Linked DNA regions of Mus musculus: region 1 is linked to region 2. A link is a loop called in an ENCODE intact Hi-C map of the cell type or tissue named here. Cell type or tissue: left cerebral cortex. All regions are shown on one strand. Links, peaks and the distances in the headings refer to the core of each region. The heading gives the core; the rest is flanking DNA. Region 1 has its middle 30 kb from the start of Gm46937. Region 2 has its middle 12 kb from the start of Clnk.

Region 1 (8,825 bases), core at 542-8,541, 160 kb after region 2:
CCTACCAGCACCCCAGTCCTAGGCAGCTATTGATATATCTTTCTGAATAGAAACTCACATTTGGTTTTGCTTATAGAATTTCTTCAGAAAGAAAGAAAATAGGAAACCTCCTTCTCTTCCTAACAGTTTTTCTTCAGAACAAGGCTTTTGAGACTCCGCCTTACCATTTCTTATAGTAGAAGTTGGTTATTTCATGGAACCAGATAGCATTTTGTCCATTTAATGGACAAACTGTAATTATTAGTTCTTCTATTTAGTTGTTGGCTGACATGAAGGTTATTTTCAGTCTTGATTATACTCTAAATAAAGCTTCTCTAATAATCATATTCAAATATTTAAATAGGAAATTGTGTTAATTTTCATAAGGTAAATCCCCTTTGGGTCATCTTTCTGTTAATGAAATTAATGAAATAAATATTTGAGATAGATAATTGGTAAGATAAAAGGTATATTTTGGCTCACAGTTTTGAATGTTTCAGTACTTGATAAATCGACTGCCCTATTGGTTTGGGGCCTAAGGCAAGGTATTATGTCATGCTAACTGCACATAGCAGAGAAAGCTCTAGTTAGGGCTTTAGGGTAGAGAGAAACGGAATAGACCAGAACTTTTAAATTCCTATTCTAATAGTTACTTTTCTGTTGCTGTAGTAAATTACTATGAGCAAAAGGAACTTAAGAGAGGACGTATTTATTTGGGCTCATAGTTTCAGTGGTCGAGTCCATCATGGAAGGGAATGCAAAGCGGTGAGTGCCCAGAGCAGGAAGCTGCACTTTCACATCTTAATTACTAAAAGAAGAAGAGCAAATGAGTTAGACTCGGGGCTGAGCCTGCAGACACACAAAAGTCCATTTCACTCTCATACTTTCTTCAGAATGGTTCCAGTTCTCAAAGGTTCCACAGACTTCTCAATTAGCACCACCAACCAGGGACCAAGTGGTCAATCCTGCAAGCCTATGGGACACATTTCTCACACTACACCTGCCAAGAGCACACTCTAAACAACCGAATTCCTTCTCTCCAGTCTCAACCTTCTATATGTCCTGTTATCTTCTATATGTTCTGTCGACTTGCAGCAGCAGCAGCGTAGACTGGGATCCAAGTCTGTAATCCATGGGCCCTTGCTGTAAATTCAAATGCCAATATTCCACTCCTATGTACATCTTATGGTGCAAAATTTATTCTGTCACTCTTCAAGAGTCTTCCAAGTCCTAGTGATCCAGGATTTTACAAAATCCAAGTCCAAAATTTCCCAGGTGACTCAGAGCAAGCTCAGATTTGTTTTCTATGGAAAACAAATTAAGAAAGTCATTAAAGAAATTGAAAGGAATCTTAAGTATACAATCAGCAACTAAAGAAATTACAAATATTAACTATTGTTTAAGACATGGTAGACAGAGCAGCCTTCCCAGTCCTTGGGAAATGAGTACACACATGGATAGGAAGGCCTGGACCAAAGCAGAACCAGACAACAAACATTTGATTCAATTTGCCATGTCTTGCACTTAGAACATGTATGGTTGTAATATGACCTTAAAGTTCTTGGGAATCTCTGATCTTAAAGCTTTTTGAACAGCAACTTTCATGGCTGCCCTTTTGGGATGGTGCTATTAACTTCTTGCTGTCCCGTTTGGCAGACACTTTATGTCACTTACATATCAAAATGCTGGTTTGGCTTCCCACTTTTTAAATCAAATACCCTGTTACATTGTGCTAATTTTTAGAGTTATTCTGCATCCTATAGCTTATAGCCCCACATTCCCCAACATCTGTTTTTATGGCTATAGCTCCCCCTTTGCCTTTAAACCCTCCTGCCTCCCTCTGGTAATCCTTTAAAGTACTCTGGACCAACATGAACAATCTAGGATGTCTTCCTACCTCTGACTCTTTAATCCAATCACACCGGCAAACATTTCTCTTAGGAAAAGGCTGTGTATTTGGAGCATTAAGGATGTTAGCACCCTTGTCTATCAGTCACACTTATGATTCAGGTGTGGTTGGTATTGAAATTCCAAGCATGACCATTGGGAAGGTAAGGCTGCTGAAGATTTCCACACTTTATTGATCGGGATGGCTCAGAAGTCTATGGGTGCAAGTATCTGTGGGACCTACTGGGATCTGGAAAATTAACAGCTTTGCTTCTGCCTGGCAGGGAAGAATCCTCTTAGAGATGAAAACAACTCTCTCATGGGCTTATTTAACAACTGGAAGCTGGTGTGAACACCTACCCACACTTCCTCACAAATGCTGATTTTGTGTGTGTGTGTTTAAAGAGTTTAAATTTAAAGATTAAATAACTACACTCTGGAAACAACTCTAGAACTCTGTAGAGCTGCTAAGATATATCCTTTTGCCACGTGTAACCAGTAACCAATGAACATTGGGATAACTGGAACACTGAGCTTTTGGGCTGGAGCTTGTCAGTGCACATCACAGACAAGGATCTCACTGCTGAACTCTACTCGCAGCAGCACACTCCTTTTTATGTACAAATGAACACCCACAGAGTGCACAGAACCTGTTTGTATCTTTTTTCAATCAACCTCTTATTAAATATAATTTAGGATGCAATCATGAATTAGTGTGAGATTCCTATAATAAAAGCATAATATTCTATTTGCTACCTTGGCCTCAAATTCATGAACTTCCCTAGAAACTTTGAAGTTAAAGTATGAGAAGGAAACATATTGGATTAAAATATGATAGTGTTTTTATTGTAACAATGTTTTTCATGGCTGGTTATTAAAATAAAATATACATGCAAATATTTGCCTTCTGACTGATATAAAGAATAAGTTATTGCCTTGGTCTAGTGGAAGACTGGTTATCATGTGACTAATTTTGCAGATGTTTGACATTTGATATCACTATGCTGTGGCTGCATCTTCCCCAAGGCATAGGGCTTTTGTCTGCAATATTGACATGGACTCACAAATTCTGTTGTATGTTTTAGCACTAGGATGGAAAGAAAGAAAATGAAAAGTGGCCATGCTTTCCTCTGGTGACTAAACTTAGAATTGTTCTTATGACTGAGTTACATCCTTCTGGTGAATTTTTTCTCCCACATGATCCAAGCATCTTACTGATAAGGCTGTGAGACACAGCCTTCAGCTTGGACTACTCCCAGATAATGTACCAATGCAGCAAGCCTAGGGCCAATGACATCATGATAATATGATAACGTTATCATGAATTGTTATCAGATATAACATCCTGTTATCATGTATTCTCATTTCTGCAAAGTCACATGACCTACATTGTAGCTCTCAAGTCACTATCTAGTTAAGTCTAGGTTAGACTAGGTTGGATATTCTTTTATAGTCTCTTAGGAATCCTTGCACTTTATTTCATATCATGTAAAGTTACTTGGATTAGATGCTTGGCTGGGTAAATATTTAGTTCACATCTATCCTTGATAGTAGAGCAAGGAAACAAACTGAAAGCAACTAACAGATGTAAATCTCAGAATCCTAGAAAGGTTGCTTAGTAAGTGCTACTTTTACTTGCGCCTCCAATGAGTGGAGCAGGGAGGAAGCTGGTCCTGGAATGTCAGACTTTGTGGCATCAAGCCTGAGTGATTCAGCGAATAGCTGAGCCACCAACAATTGTGATGCTACAGAAAGTAATTATTGCCTAACTGATTTGTACAGTGGTTACTTTACTGGAAAATGAGTTGATTGCCGTCTCTTTTGAAACAAGTTTATAAGATAAAGAAGAGATAAACAAGAATGGCAATGGGAGCTCTGATATAAATGTGGAACTTGGATCTGAACACAATTGACTAAGCATGTCCTTGTCCTTGAATGGCACAGTAGAGCCAAGGTGGGGGTGGGTGGGGGGGTGGGGCGGGGGGCTGAGGAATGTTCTACATCTTGGTAACCTTGATCAGATAGAATGTGCCAGCATGTGTTTCCTAGGAAGGTATTTTGTTTGTGATTTGTGTGACTTGCTTGCCTCTCATGTCCTCTGGAGGTGTGACTGCAGACTCCATCCCAGGCTGTGGTGGATGTCCTGTTCTTAACTGAAATCTTCCTTTTCCCAGAAGATGCCCAGAAAGGACAGATTTGCTTTCTTTCTGTCTTATCCTTCTCATGTTTTCATAACACTTTTATCAGTTTCTTAAGGAATTCTCAACAAAGTGCCCCCAAACTGGGTCACATGCTGTCATCATTTACTCTTTCTCCTCCTCCTCTTCCTCTTCTATTTAGAGAAGAGGATCTCACTTGAGGGATTTTGCAGATCTGATTGGCTTATGGGCGTGACTGGGGGTGGGGTTGATTGCTAGTTGGAATGGAAGGGCTCAGCTAGCTATAGACAGTAGCATTACTTGGGCAGGTGGTCCTGCACTCTATAAGAATGCTCACTCTTTGTCAGGAGGTGGTGGTGCACAACTTTAATCCCAGAATTTGGGAGGCAGAGACAGGCGGATTTTAGAGTTTGATGGCAGCCTGATCTACAAAGTGAGTTCCAGGACAGCCAGGACTATACAGAGAAACCCTGTCTTGAAAAAAGCCAAAAAAAAAAAAAAAGAAAAGAAAAAGAAAAAGAAAAGATTGCTCACTCTAAGCATGGGTCTTGGAGTGAGTCAGCTCTTCTCTATGGTTTCTGATTCAGGTTCTTGCTCTGACTACCCTTAATGACAGACTGTAGCCCATAAGCCCTAAGTTGTTTTGGATCACACCAATAGAAAGGAAAGTAGAACACATCCCTTCCCAGAATAGCTGACTTCCTGTCCCCCGGGAACTGTAAGAAGGAGGATTTTTTTCTCTCTCTTTAGATTCTAGGAGGCCATCATTAGAGTAGATCCCACAGTCTTGGTCTGTCATAGGTCAAAGGAGCAAAACAAAGATTGGGAGAACTCACTCTTGAGACCACAATCTGGTTTTCAAGACCTTTGCCTGAAGGTCCATTCTATTTTTGCAAGTCAAAGCAAAACATATATATCAGCTTTCTCCTGCTCTATGCATTCTGTCTGGGATAAGGTCTCATTTTTGCTCCCAGGCAAATGCAAGCTAGCAAGAACAAAGGTCATGTTCACAGAAAGTCAAAAGAACGAGAATCTCATCAATAATGTAATGGCTAAAAATCTAGATAAATATTACCATCATTGAATGATCTCAGGTCTCTACAGGTCTTTGTGACCTGGCTTAGCTTTCCAGCAGCCTGGTGTTTAGTTTCTTCCGATGCTGGGCGCTTTCAGGAATAACAATATATTCCTCTGAGTTGCTTGTGGATCCCAGATCCCGAGGTGTATCTATCAAGAGGTCAAAAGTTCATTTCCATTACAGGAATAAAGATACAAGAGTCTTCCTGACTGAGCTGGTCTCTGATCCCTCTGGCTCCTCTCTCCTCAGGCCGAGGTCATTACAGCTGAACATAGTGAACAATGTGTCCTTGGAAGCAGCATTCTTATTGCACCAAGGAATCTGCTCCATCAGGGGAAGGAATACAAGGAAATTTAAAAATCATCGTGCACCGGCTGCTTACAATTTGTTGACAAATAAGTAGGAGAGTCAGAACTTATCACTTTTAATTCAGAATATATCACCCTGCTCCTATAGGCCCAGCTCAGTGGGAGAAGGGGCAGTGGAAATAAACAGATATAAGGTGAGGTATTGGCATCAGACAGCCTTTGACCAGAGACGGATTATGCTTTTTAATGAATGTCGTGAAGTTGGTGAAGTTTGAATACCATTTCTAAGGGATATAGATCCAGGAAAGCACTTCTTCAGTTGTATGCACTTTTGTTTTTGAAGTAGAAACATCACTGAAGAAAACAGCTCCCATATGTTCTCACTTTGAAAATTTAGAATAATTAGTGTGCTTTAACGAGTCAGTAGATCTGTCTTCCATGTGAGCACCATACGGCACATGCAGTAAATTGGTGGTTTTCAAGTGTCGCTGGCAAGCCTTGCCTGGGACTGAAGCTCAGGTGGGTGGAGGCTGTGACAATGGGAACTTATTTATTCTGCCTTAAGTAGGTGGCTGCGTTTTTGCACTGCTCTGGTTTGCCACAGATCATAATAAACAGCTCATTACCAAGCCCCCCTTCACAAAACCCCAAAAGAACACAGTGAATGTGTCAAAAGGAAATAAATATTTACTGAAATAACTGACAGACTCACTCACAGATATATGCCAACTTCATGTTTGTATGTGTTATTTTTACTGCATTTTTTTCTCTCCAAGCCTTTCTAGAATGTCTTTTTTTCCTGATGGAGTAGCTTCAACGTAAACTAACTTCTGTATAAACTTCTTGCCCTGGTCTTTATCAATGTTTGGGACCTTGTTTCATAAGCAGGGAAGCCTGTCATGGATTTTGAAGTACTTTTGAATTTTTAAAACAACCTCTTATTCTAAGGCTTAAATCTAACTGTCCAGAGGTCAAGGTTGAGTGAAGTGCGTTTGTTTGGCTGCCTTTTTATCTCTTCTACAACAAGCACCAAATTACTATGCATCCCTGCAGAGCTGACGACCCTCAAATGGGCATGCGTTCAGTATCAGGGGTGTTGAAACACTGTAAGAGAGAACAGAAATAAGAGGCTGTGTCTTACGTGAGGACCAAGGCAATCTTATCTGAGAAAGAAGCATTTGAGATGAGTCCAGTAGACCCAGGAGGTGCTTGGGTCTGGGGAAAGTGACTGGGGAAGAGAGTCAATGCCAGTGTAGGGTGATGGCATGCTTGAAAGACCTGAGAGGGAAGAAAGAGTCAATTATTTGGAAAAGAGATGAGAAAGACTAGGGAGGAGAAAGAGAAGGCTAAGGAAAATTGAAGAAACCTATACTGAAATGAAAAGTTTAGGACTTCAAGATGGGTCTGCAGAGGCGGCTCATTGGTTAAGAATGCATACTGTTTCTACAGAGGATCCAAGTTTGGTTCCCAGTAACCACATCAGGTGGCTCCCAACTCTGTGTAACACCAGCTTCGAAGGATCTAACACCATCCTCTTTTATGAATACCCCCATGTGCCTGTGTGCCTCTCTCCCCTGCAATTAAAATTAAGTTAAAACCGTGTATGTGTATGTGTGTGTGGGGGGGGGAGAGCAGGGGGGTTAAATGAACTAAAGTGATTAATGATTGTTCTACACTTGTTCTACACATGGAGTGATGGAGCTGAAGGTATCTGATTGGTCAGATAGAAATTCTTGCCTTTGCTTGAGAGAGGGTTTCAGCATGGGCCTATGCTTGAACTCATGGTTTTCCTCCTTCCATGGCATTCATTCCCCTGAATGCCAGGCTCACAGGAATGAGCCACTATTCCTGGCTGGAGCTATTGCCTTTCATTAGACTTTTCAACTTTTGCCATTGAGCTATGTAAAGGTAGAAGATACCAGGTAGAAAGCCACCAGCAACGCAAAGGTAGGTGGCTTAGATTAAGGAAAGCAAATTGCATCCAGGGTCACTGATTATTGCTCTGTGACTAGGGCGGGTTTTGAAAATTTGTGTCAATATTCTTTTATATGTAAATTTATGGTTCATTGATTTTTGTAAGTGAGTTGTAATCGAAGTCCATTTTGTTCATTAATTGATGAATTAAAGTTTTCGACATACAGTCATTTTATACCTTTACTCCTGGTATTTTCAGTTCCCCATAGCATCTCTGTTATAGACCTAGATCTATTTCCTTTCTTGAAGAATCTCATAGCTCACTCTTTTCTGTGCCATTAGACTCTGGACAAATGTTTCCCCATGAATCAGTTGCTTTTGATGGACTCAACAGTACTACTTGAATAATGAGCTTTTATTCACACTACTGTCCATTTCTCCTCTTCTTACACGCGCGCGCGCGCGCACACACACACACACACACACACACACAGTGTTCTAGAGAAGATGAGTATTATATGAAGGAGTCTCAGGTGTCTCAGAGGAAGGTACTCACTGATAAGTGGAAATTAGCCCAAAAGTTTGGAATACCCAATATTCAATTCACAGGTCATATGAAGCCTAAGAAGAAAGAAGATCAAAATGTAGATGCTTCAGGCTTCTTAGAAGGGTGAACAAAATACTCACAGGAGGAAATATGGAGACAAAGTGTGGAGCAAAGACTGAAGGAAAGGCCATCCAGATAATGCCTACCTGGAGATCCATCCTTAAAAAGTTGCCAAATCCTGGACACTATTATGGATGCAAAGAAGTGCTTGCTGATGTAAGCCCGATATGGCTGTCTCCTGAGAGGCTCTACCAGAGCCTGATAAATACAGAGGCAGATGCTCAAAGCTAACCACTGGAGTGAGCGCAGGGTCCCCGATGGAGGAGTTTGAGAAGGGATTGAAGGAGCTGAGGGGGGTTGCAGCCCCATGGAGGGAGCAACAGTGTCAACAGGCCAGACCCTCCTGAGCTCCCGGGAACAGGACCACCAACCAAAGAATACACATGGAGGGACCCATGGCTCTAGCTGCATATGTGGCAGAGGATGGCCTTGTTGGACATCAGTGAGGGGAGAGGCCCTTTGGTCTGAGGTTGTTTGATGTCCCAGTGTAGGGGAATGTCAGTGAGGGAAAATGGGAGTGGGTGGGTGGATAGGGGAGCACCCTCATAGAGGCAGGGGAAGGGGTATGGGATAGGGACTTCTGAAGGGGAGCCTTGGAAAGGGTAAAACACTTGGAATGTAAATAAAGAATATCTAATAAAAATTTATAAAAGGAGAGAATCCTATTAAAAAGGTGAGAACTCAGGCTCTTCAGTGACATGTTTGTTAATAGAGTCACTTGGGTTCACAGTCAAGCCCATAGGAAAGAGAGAACTGAGTCTTAGCTAAGAGCTGGGATATTTGTTTAACACAGAGGAAAAAAAATATTGGTAATCAGCCGAGTCTGCTACAGA
Region 2 (8,825 bases), core at 551-8,550:
GACCACATACATGAGTTAGAGCATGGCGAAATTTATAAGCTCCATCCCTATAGGTTAGCTTTCATAATGCTGAAAAGTTCTATCATACTACTGGGGAAGAAGGTTCTCTATGGCCTTTGTATCAGCTCTGGCCTCCAGGTTCCAGCCCTGCTTTAATTCCTGTTCTGATTTCTTCCGGTGATGGATTGTAATTTCAAAGTGTGAACCCAATAATAGATCCTTTTTCCCTCAACTTGATTTTTGGTCATGATACTTTGTCACAGCAATAAAACCTAACTAAGATAAAGTGGTGTCAGATTTGGGCATTGCTACGATATATATGCATGACTGTGCTTTTGTTTGGAGGGATGTTGATTTTGGAGTTTTGAATTAGGAAAGCAATGGAATGGTTTAAGCATAGCAAGAACATGGAATTACAGTCTTGTGAAGATTATTTGAAGTGCTGGGGGCTTGGCTCAAAGGTTTCAGAGAAGAATTTTAGTATGTTGCCTAGAGATCATTCTTGTGATATTTTGGTGAAGAATGTGGCTGCTTTTTGCCTTTGTCTGAAGAGTCTGGCCGAGGCTCTAAAGTGAAGAGTTTTAGATTAATTATGTTGACAAAGGAAATCTCAAACAAAGCCTAGCATAGACTGTACTGTGGTTTAGTCTTATGAAGAGCATTTTGATCAAGCCTAGCAAGCTTAGAAAGGAAAAATACAAAATGTATTCTTTAAGGATTGAAGGGACACCAGGAAGTGAAATGGATTAAATAATCTCATTAAGGATATTAAATAGGATTAAGGGGGTGGTAGCCTTGGGGCAAGATGCTACCCAGCTAAGCTTATTGTTTATGCAGTGACAGTTGTAAGAAGTTATACCATGTTAGGCATTATTATGGCCTGGTTAATGTTTTCATTTGGACATAAGGAGATATGGTTGTGTGTCAAATTGACAAGGGATGATTTTTGACGATTATTCACAGTCATCAACTTGACTATATCTGGAGTGAGCTACAATGTAGAACTGATAAAGATCTTGTGAAAAGGAATTAAGGAAAAGCTTAGGTCCAGGCATTGTGGTATATGTCTTTAATCCCAGCACTCAGGTATGCAGATTTCTGAGTTCAAGGTCAGTCTACAGACCAAGTTCCAGGACAGCCAAGCTTAGGTAGTAAAGGAAATCACTGAAAGCAGAAAGTTGGTGACGATATTCTAGAACAAAAGGTCCATGTTCCAGGTACAGCAAATAGCAGAACTCAGCAGCTTTGGCCATATGGGTCTGGCTTTAGAGTAAAGAATAGAAGGGGTTACTATGGCAATCGTTGCTAGTTAGCTGGAGCTAAGAAATTAATGGTGATTAAGATGAGGCCAGTATCATTGAGGCAAAATCTTCTGGGAAGTATTTTCTGAGAGCACAAAGAAGCTGTGGTCCAGAGATAGATATCCTGCTGGCAGCCAGACTTGGTAATATGTAAGAATCATACAGATAGTACTGGTTTTGAAGGTGTGAAGGAGTCATGGAGAGTAGCTGAGGTTTGACACTGTGTGAGATCAAGAGAGGCCATTGGTGATGGTGCAGCCCAGGACTGAAGGTGTCATGCAAAGAAGTTGAGGCTTGGCACCATGAACAGAGTCTATGAGAGGCTGTTGGTGAAGCCTTTGAGCTTTCCTATGCTCAAGCTCTGCCCAGTGTGGAGTAGCCTCCTCCTGGATGCCCTGAGAACAAGATATAGTACTGTTGGCTTCTCTAGCATTATGTCTGTCTGCAGGCTGTCATGCTTCCTGCTATGCTGATAATGATAATGCTGATAATACCTCTGAAACTGTAAGCCAGCCTTAATCAAATGTTTGCCTTTATAAGAGCTGCCTTGGTCATGGTGTCTCTTCACAGTGATAAAATCCTAAGATAATGTCCATCAACAAATGAGTGAATGATGAAAATGTGATATGTATACACAATCTAATTTTATTCAGCTACAAAGAGAAATTAAATTCTAAAATTTGTAGCAGAATGGATGAATCTGCAAAATGTTATATTAAGCAAGGCAATCCAACCTAGAAAGGCAAATATTCAATGTTTACTTTCATATGTGTATTCCAGTTCTCCTCTCTCTCTCTCTCTCTCTCTGTATGTATGTATGTATGTATGTATGTATGTATGTTGTATACACAAGTGCATATATGTATGTGGAAGCCAGAGGTTAATGTTGGCTGTCTTTCTGGATTGTTCTTCACCTCATTTTTTGGGACAGTCTCTTAGTGTATCTGGAGCTTTTCTATTCTACCAGACTGCCTGCAATGATCTAATGAGTTCCAGGAAGCCATGCATCTCTCTCTCTCTCTCTCTCTCTCTCTCTCTCTCTCTCCTCCCCCAACCCATGTTTGGGTTACAAGATGCATATGGGCATGCAAGGATATCCTTGGGTCCTTATGATAGAGGCATTTTTATGACCAAGCTGTCTCCCCATCTCCCCAGCCCTAGGGGAAAAGTGTGTGTGTGTGTTTCTGTGTGTTTTAGTGTGAATATAGGTCATGAACCTAGAAAGGGGATCATGATAGGGGAATGATTTTTTTTGAGGATGGAGGAAGGGAAATTGAGCTCACGTGACATGAAGCTGGAAAGAAGTCTACTGGGGGTAGTAGAGTAAGAAGTGGGAAGGGGATGGGGCAGAAACATGAGAGTAAGATGATTCATGATTCATAAAACAAAATGTTTGAAAAAGTAATGAAACCCAATACTTGGAATGGTAGTTACAAAAGTAAAAATTAAATTAAAAATCCTACAAATAATGAATCAGATAGTGTACAAAGGGTCCTGAAGAAAGGTCTGTTTGTTTGCTTGTTTGTTTATTGTAGTAAGAATTCTAGGTACTTTAAAGAGAGAATTGGAAATGTTCTTGAGTGAAATGCTCCACAAACACTAGGGTATTGTTTCTATACAAATATGCCCTGTAGATCATCCCTAGGCACATATCTTGTGCTCAGGGAAAAAAATTAATGCAGATTGACACAAGCTTGGCTAGTCTGGGGCTCTCTCTGTGCTGCTCCCAATCTGTCCTGATCACTTTCCCAGCCAGCCATGTAAATTAGCAGATGGAAAGGAGAAAAAGAAAGAGTTAAATAGATTTTCCAATTTATGCTAAATAGTTTGAATATTAAGCTATCATATGCTTGATGCTCGGTCTCAGATGAAGGCACCACTCTTGTCTTGAGAGATTGCTCCATAGGGTTAGGATACTTCCTCTAATCATCACTGGGGGTTGGGACAGGTCCCATTACAGGACTATTGGAAATGGGTAACAGTTTCACCTGGGAAGTATCAGCGATTCTGGGGCATGGGTTGCACAGGGGTAGGGGGAGGGAGTGAGCTATTGGACTTGCAAGACTGCTGTTTTATTTGGCTGTGCTTGAGTCTAGCACATTCTAACAATGGGAGCAAAAAGCATGAGAATGTGTAAAAACAGCTTGATAATGATTCTGATGGTGTTGATGAGAGAAAAGACAGAGCAACAAAAATTGAGTATAATTAAAGACTGGATTTGCCAGTGGCACTTTGGCTTTGGAGTCTGTTATGCATTAAATTGTGTCTCCAAAAAGATGTGCTGAAGTCCCAAGGCTGATTGTGTTAAATGTGATCTTTCAAAACCAAGAGTCTTTGTTGATATCATAAAGAGAAGATGAGGCAATGAAATGGTTCTTGGACAATTTGACGTCTAAAATGAGGGGAAACACAGAGCTATCCAAGTCAAATAAGGCTGTGAACATGGAGACAGAGACTGGTATATGTGACAAGTATCTCCTTATCTAATGAATGATGGATGAGACCAGGAAATATCTCCTCCTGGATAGTTTGGGAATTCTGTAGCCTTGACAACACCTTCATTTTAGACTTCTGCCTCTGGAATATATTTCTTTTGGTGAAAACCACCTGGTCTATGGTACCTGTCACAGAAGGCATAACAAATGAACCCAGACTGATTTGCTACTCTGAAACACCACTTGGAAATTAGATCCTTCCTTCCTCCCTCCCTCCCTCCCTCCCTCCCTCCCTCCCTCCCTCCCTCCCTCCCTCCCTCCCTTCCTTCCTTCCTTCCTCCCTTCTTCCCTTCTTCCCTTCCTCCTTTCCTTTCTCTCTTTCTTTCTCTCTCTTCCTTTCTTTCCTTCCTTCCATCTGTCTTTCTGTCTTTATCTCTCTATCTTTGTTTTTATATTTCTTTTAGCTGGTACACAGATGAGGTTTATTATGAGGCTCTCACATATAAAACAAAAATAACAACAACAAATCCCAATCACACCCTTAAAGAACTCAGATATAGATGCATTCTGCAAAGGGTCTTCAGCATCTAGGGTATATACCTCCTTTTTCCCTCTGAATATTGCAATCACCCTTGGCCTCGTAGAGCTAGATACTGCATTTTCTTGGTAGATACATCTGTTCTGTTCTGTTTGTTTGTTTTTGTTTTCTATTTTGATTTTTGTTTTTGTTTTTAAGAGCTTAGATATACAGGTCCTTGAATCATAAACTCAGATAGGACCTGGGGTGCACTTGAACTCAGTCCTAACTGAGCCAGACCCTCATCTACTTCATATAAGTTTCCATGCTAAACTCAGTGGCCTCCCTATGCCTGTTTGTCTACAAGCCAGTCTTAGCTTCAAAGGATCTTTCGGTCTTCTCGAGACTAAAGAAAGAATTGAGAGGCAGGATAAAGTCTCTTCTTCATCATGTCCTCAGGAGTTTCTTTCACCTCAGCCTAGCCAGCTCAGCTTTCCAGTCATAGAATTCTCCAGTCCCTTTTGTGTAAAGAGGTGAAGTTGGTAGACGAGTTGTTTCTCTTGACCAAATACCCAATAAGAAGCAATGTAAGGAACAGATGATTTATCTTGGCTCTCAGTTGAGGGGATACAGTCCATCACAGAGGGCATAGGATGAAGGCATGAGATAATTGAAGCTGTGCCAGTGGGAAATTGTTTACATTTGGGTAGACCAGGAAGCAGAAAGTAGAGGATGCCAGTGTTCAGCAGACTTTCTCATTTTTATTTAACCTCCTTCTCCAGCGTATGGGATGCTGCTGCCCACATTCAGGGTAGGTGTTATTTCCTTAGTTAAACATCTTCAGAGACAGTTCTGTAGACATTCCAGAGAACTGTGTGTCATCCTACATGATTCTAAATTCAGTCAAGTTTACAATGAAGATCAATCATCACAGGTCAGAAAGGTGAAAGAAGACAGTGGATGGAGTAAGAGAGTCTGCATTATTTAGGATACACAAACCCTTTTGTCTTTGCATTGTTTGGGCCTTGGCCTTCTGTATAGACAAGACATAGCTCTGACTGCAGTCAATATCTATCTGGGCTTTGTGCTGTACCCATTTCACTCCTACTTCATAGTATAATGTCCACGGCTGGACCATTGAGCAACAACCACAGACTGGCAAGTTAGTACTGTGGCAAGACACAGAGCAGGACCCACAGCCCATGTATAAGCAAAATGAAAGTTAATTTGGGGAGCATTGAATTCTATAATTTTGGCATTGAGAGATTTGAGCTATCATCCTTTCATCCTCTAGGAGGACTCTTTGGGACATAGTGTCTTATCAAGACCTAGGAAGATGACACCACAAGATTGTGAAGTGGAGCAATTACTCAGGTAAGATACAAAACAGACAGCTCAGTGTCATCTTTTTATAGTGACCCATCTTCCCCCCTCAGTCTAGCCTTCCTAGGACCTTGTTGTAAATCAAGTATCCAGCCATAGTGTTTTAAACTCTATTTTCTGGTAAATTTAGGTTTGACTAGTCTCCCTGTAAGTTGTTTTGTCATTCAGACTAACTAGGTCACTTGTTAAAAATACACATTGCAGCACACCCCAGAACAGAGATGAAAACCAACATTTCAACTTTAGAGCCCTTGTATATAAGATAAATCCTTCTAGTGATTCATATGTACTTTATAATCTAAGAACAAATGCCCCAGTGTAGGGTAGACTGAGGAAGAAGGGCCGGATTTGTGAATAATACCTGACATTTTATTTGCCTCTAACAGCAAAATCTCTAGTTTGGAGTAAGAAACTTACTTTCCTTCCCTCAGCCTATGGGACATTTGCTGCCCTCACTGAATGAGTGTTTCCAGATACATGTGAGCAACAATAATGCTTGAAGGAGACCACTTCAGGAGGAATTCACCGACCATCCGGAACTGCCAGGAGTGACTTCAGAGCATCCATGCGGAACCTTCTAGACATTGGCCCGAATCTGCTCCCACCCTGAGGTTATCCATGAAGAACTGCTGAGGAATCCAAGATCGTTGGAGCTCAAGAAGGCAGGAGCTCCTTGGCAACTGTGATGATGTTTTAACACTCTGCATGGCTGACCTACTTTGGAGGGCCCTCAGGAGCTGTCAGGTATCTCGGAAATGCTATTCCATCATTTCTGTTGGTGAGCAAAAGAAGTCATTGATGGTACTTACAGGTAAAATGCAGTGAAAACGCAATTATGGTAGGGAGTGGGGGAAAGAGTGAGAGTTGAAAACTCACTTCCATCACCTTTCCTGAAATCACACCCTCCAAAGTTCAAGAGCCCCACAAGAATGGCTCCTCATTCCTGAGAACACGCCTTAAGTGGCCAGAGGGGGACATTGTGTACAGAGAGAAAACTTTGTTTTTTACTTTTTCTCTTTCTCTAGTTCTTATCTTTCTTTCAAAACTAGCTAAATCTTGTAGGTATAGAATGGACTAGTTAGTTGCACAGAAATGGCTTCACAACCCACCCTAACTCTGTACTGTCTTGAGAACATCGAGCAAACCACATATTCCTTCTCAAATTGTTTTTCTTTATTGGAAATAGGGTTTTCTTGCTTCAATTTTGTGAGTTGTGGCAATAAGATGAAGCTAATTACAAAAAACTCATTGCATGTGATATGATTTAAATACATTATAAATAAATGTGGGGAATTGCAGGCTGGTCTCCAGTCGAGCTGAGGTCTGAACCCTGATGGTCATAATTCACCTACATGACATGGTAGGTGTTCCCTCATGCTCCTGGAACTCCTGCCCCTGCCTAAAGTATCACCTCCTACAGCCCCCACAAGAGAAGCATGGTCAATAGTCACCTAAGCAATGGCCCAAGCTTCTGACCTTCAGGCTAAACTCCTCCCCAGTTACCTAGCAACAGTGAAGACCATAAAAAGGGGTGCTCAGCCCCCACCACACTCTCTCTTACTCTCCCTCTCTCTCACTCCTTTGTCCTCTCATCTCTCACTTCTCTCTCCTCTTCCCTTTCTGTCTTCCCTCCTCTCCTCTCCTCTCCTCTCCTCTCCTCTCCTCTCCTCTCCTCTCCTCTCCTCTCCTCTCCTCTCCTCTCCTCTCCTCTCCTCTCTCTCTACCTTCTCTCTTTCCCCTGCATTTCTATAATAAAGCTCTTAAACCATAGTCTCTGCTCCTTCTAGATCTACTGCACCACTCTCACCAGTGTTGGGAACTCCTTCCCTCATCCCTCTCTCCTGCAACCCTGGGGCTTTAGCAAGGCAGCTCCAGGGGCGTCCCCGGTCAGGGGCTGCCCCTTTCTCCACCCCCCTGTCATGTGGGTCAGGCATGCTCTCCCTGGGCAGAGTGGAAAAGCTCCTGGCAGTCTCCCCCCCCCCCGCCCCCCCCCCCCCCCCCCCCGTCTGCCTGCCCAGAGTACAGGAACTCTGACTGGACGTGGCATATTTTTCCTCCCAACTTCTCCCTGGGCCCCCTCCCCCTTTTATTTTGTTCCCAACAAATAAATATTCTTATAATCATCAGACTAGACCCTGGGGATAGGAATCGAGTATGTTTTAGATTTTGGGTCTAAAATGTCTCCCAGAAGTTCATGTTTGGAACACCAATTGGGTGTGGGGGTGTGGAGCCTTTTAGATGCAACTCCTAGGTAGGAGAAATAGATCTTTGTTGAAGTCAGAGGAGAGTGTTAGATCCCTTGGAACTGGAGTTATACATAATTGGGAGCTACCATGTAAGTATTAAGTCAGGTACTCTTCAGGAGAAACAAGTGCTCTTAACTGCCGAGCCATCTCTCCAGCTCTGAGCAGTATGACAAACTGTCCCTAAAGGTTCAGTGGTGACACCCATATCTTGCTGTTAGTTAACTAACAGTTGTCCATTGAGACTTAAGGCACTTTCAACAGAAAGAAAATGATGCCTAGTACTAGAAACCTAGTTAAAAACCTTGGAGCTAGTGAGGTGTTGGATCTTAGAAGAGAAACAACAGCTACCACTTTTCTAGGCCAGCATAATTCTTCACTACATTGTCAAACTGTAAGTGTAGCTATCATGCTTCATCAAAGATACTTATCTTTACAGAAAATGCATATCATTGCATAAAACTACAATGCATACAATGTAGAGATCAACAGATCATGGAAGCCCAACCCCAAAGAATACCTCTTCTGTATGACTCCTGTGCCTATGGCTTAGGGGACATCACAAGGAGAGGGCAGAAAGATTATAAGACTCACAGAACCAGGAAATTTGCTAGGAGACTGTCTTCTAGAACTGATGGCCTAAATAAAACACACACACACACACACACACACACACACACACACACACACACACAATGCTACTATTCTGAGAACAATGTATATGCTAACAAAGAAGGGAGGACACCTCACAGGATCCCACTCTAGACAATGGGAAACTAATGACTGCTGGGAAAGAGAGTCTCTCTCAGGGAGGAATCCTTTATTTGATTATCTAATACAAAGAGGTTAGCCCTGAAACCATAGACACACAAACAACAACAACAAAAGCAGGTTGTGTTTATATAGTTTTGTATCTCTCTCTCTATATGTATCAATGATAATAAAA

What was found. Hi-C counts contacts between places; a loop is a spot of excess contacts. Peaks named below come from ENCODE experiments on the same cell type or tissue, not always from the same donor. Only the 100,000 strongest peaks of a DNase experiment are listed, where the experiment ranks them.
Region 1: it touches region 2 in a loop (5-fold over the local background); 3 of 42 quality-filtered maps call a loop at or near these places.

The regions. Positions count from the first base shown.
Region 1 is chr5:39,047,126-39,055,950 of GRCm38, forward strand. No RefSeq gene overlaps it. Among named protein-coding and RNA genes, the nearest start is that of Gm46937, 30 kb to the right of the region's middle. In left cerebral cortex, for the core only: no CTCF peak of the experiment used is centred there; DNase peaks (open chromatin) are centred at 2,211, 4,174, 4,667, 5,907 and 1 more place.
Region 2 is chr5:38,883,790-38,892,614 of GRCm38, forward strand. No RefSeq gene overlaps it. Among named protein-coding and RNA genes, the nearest start is that of Clnk, 12 kb to the left of the region's middle. In left cerebral cortex, for the core only: no CTCF peak of the experiment used is centred there; DNase peaks (open chromatin) are centred at 5,041 and 5,885; H3K27ac peaks cover 457 bases.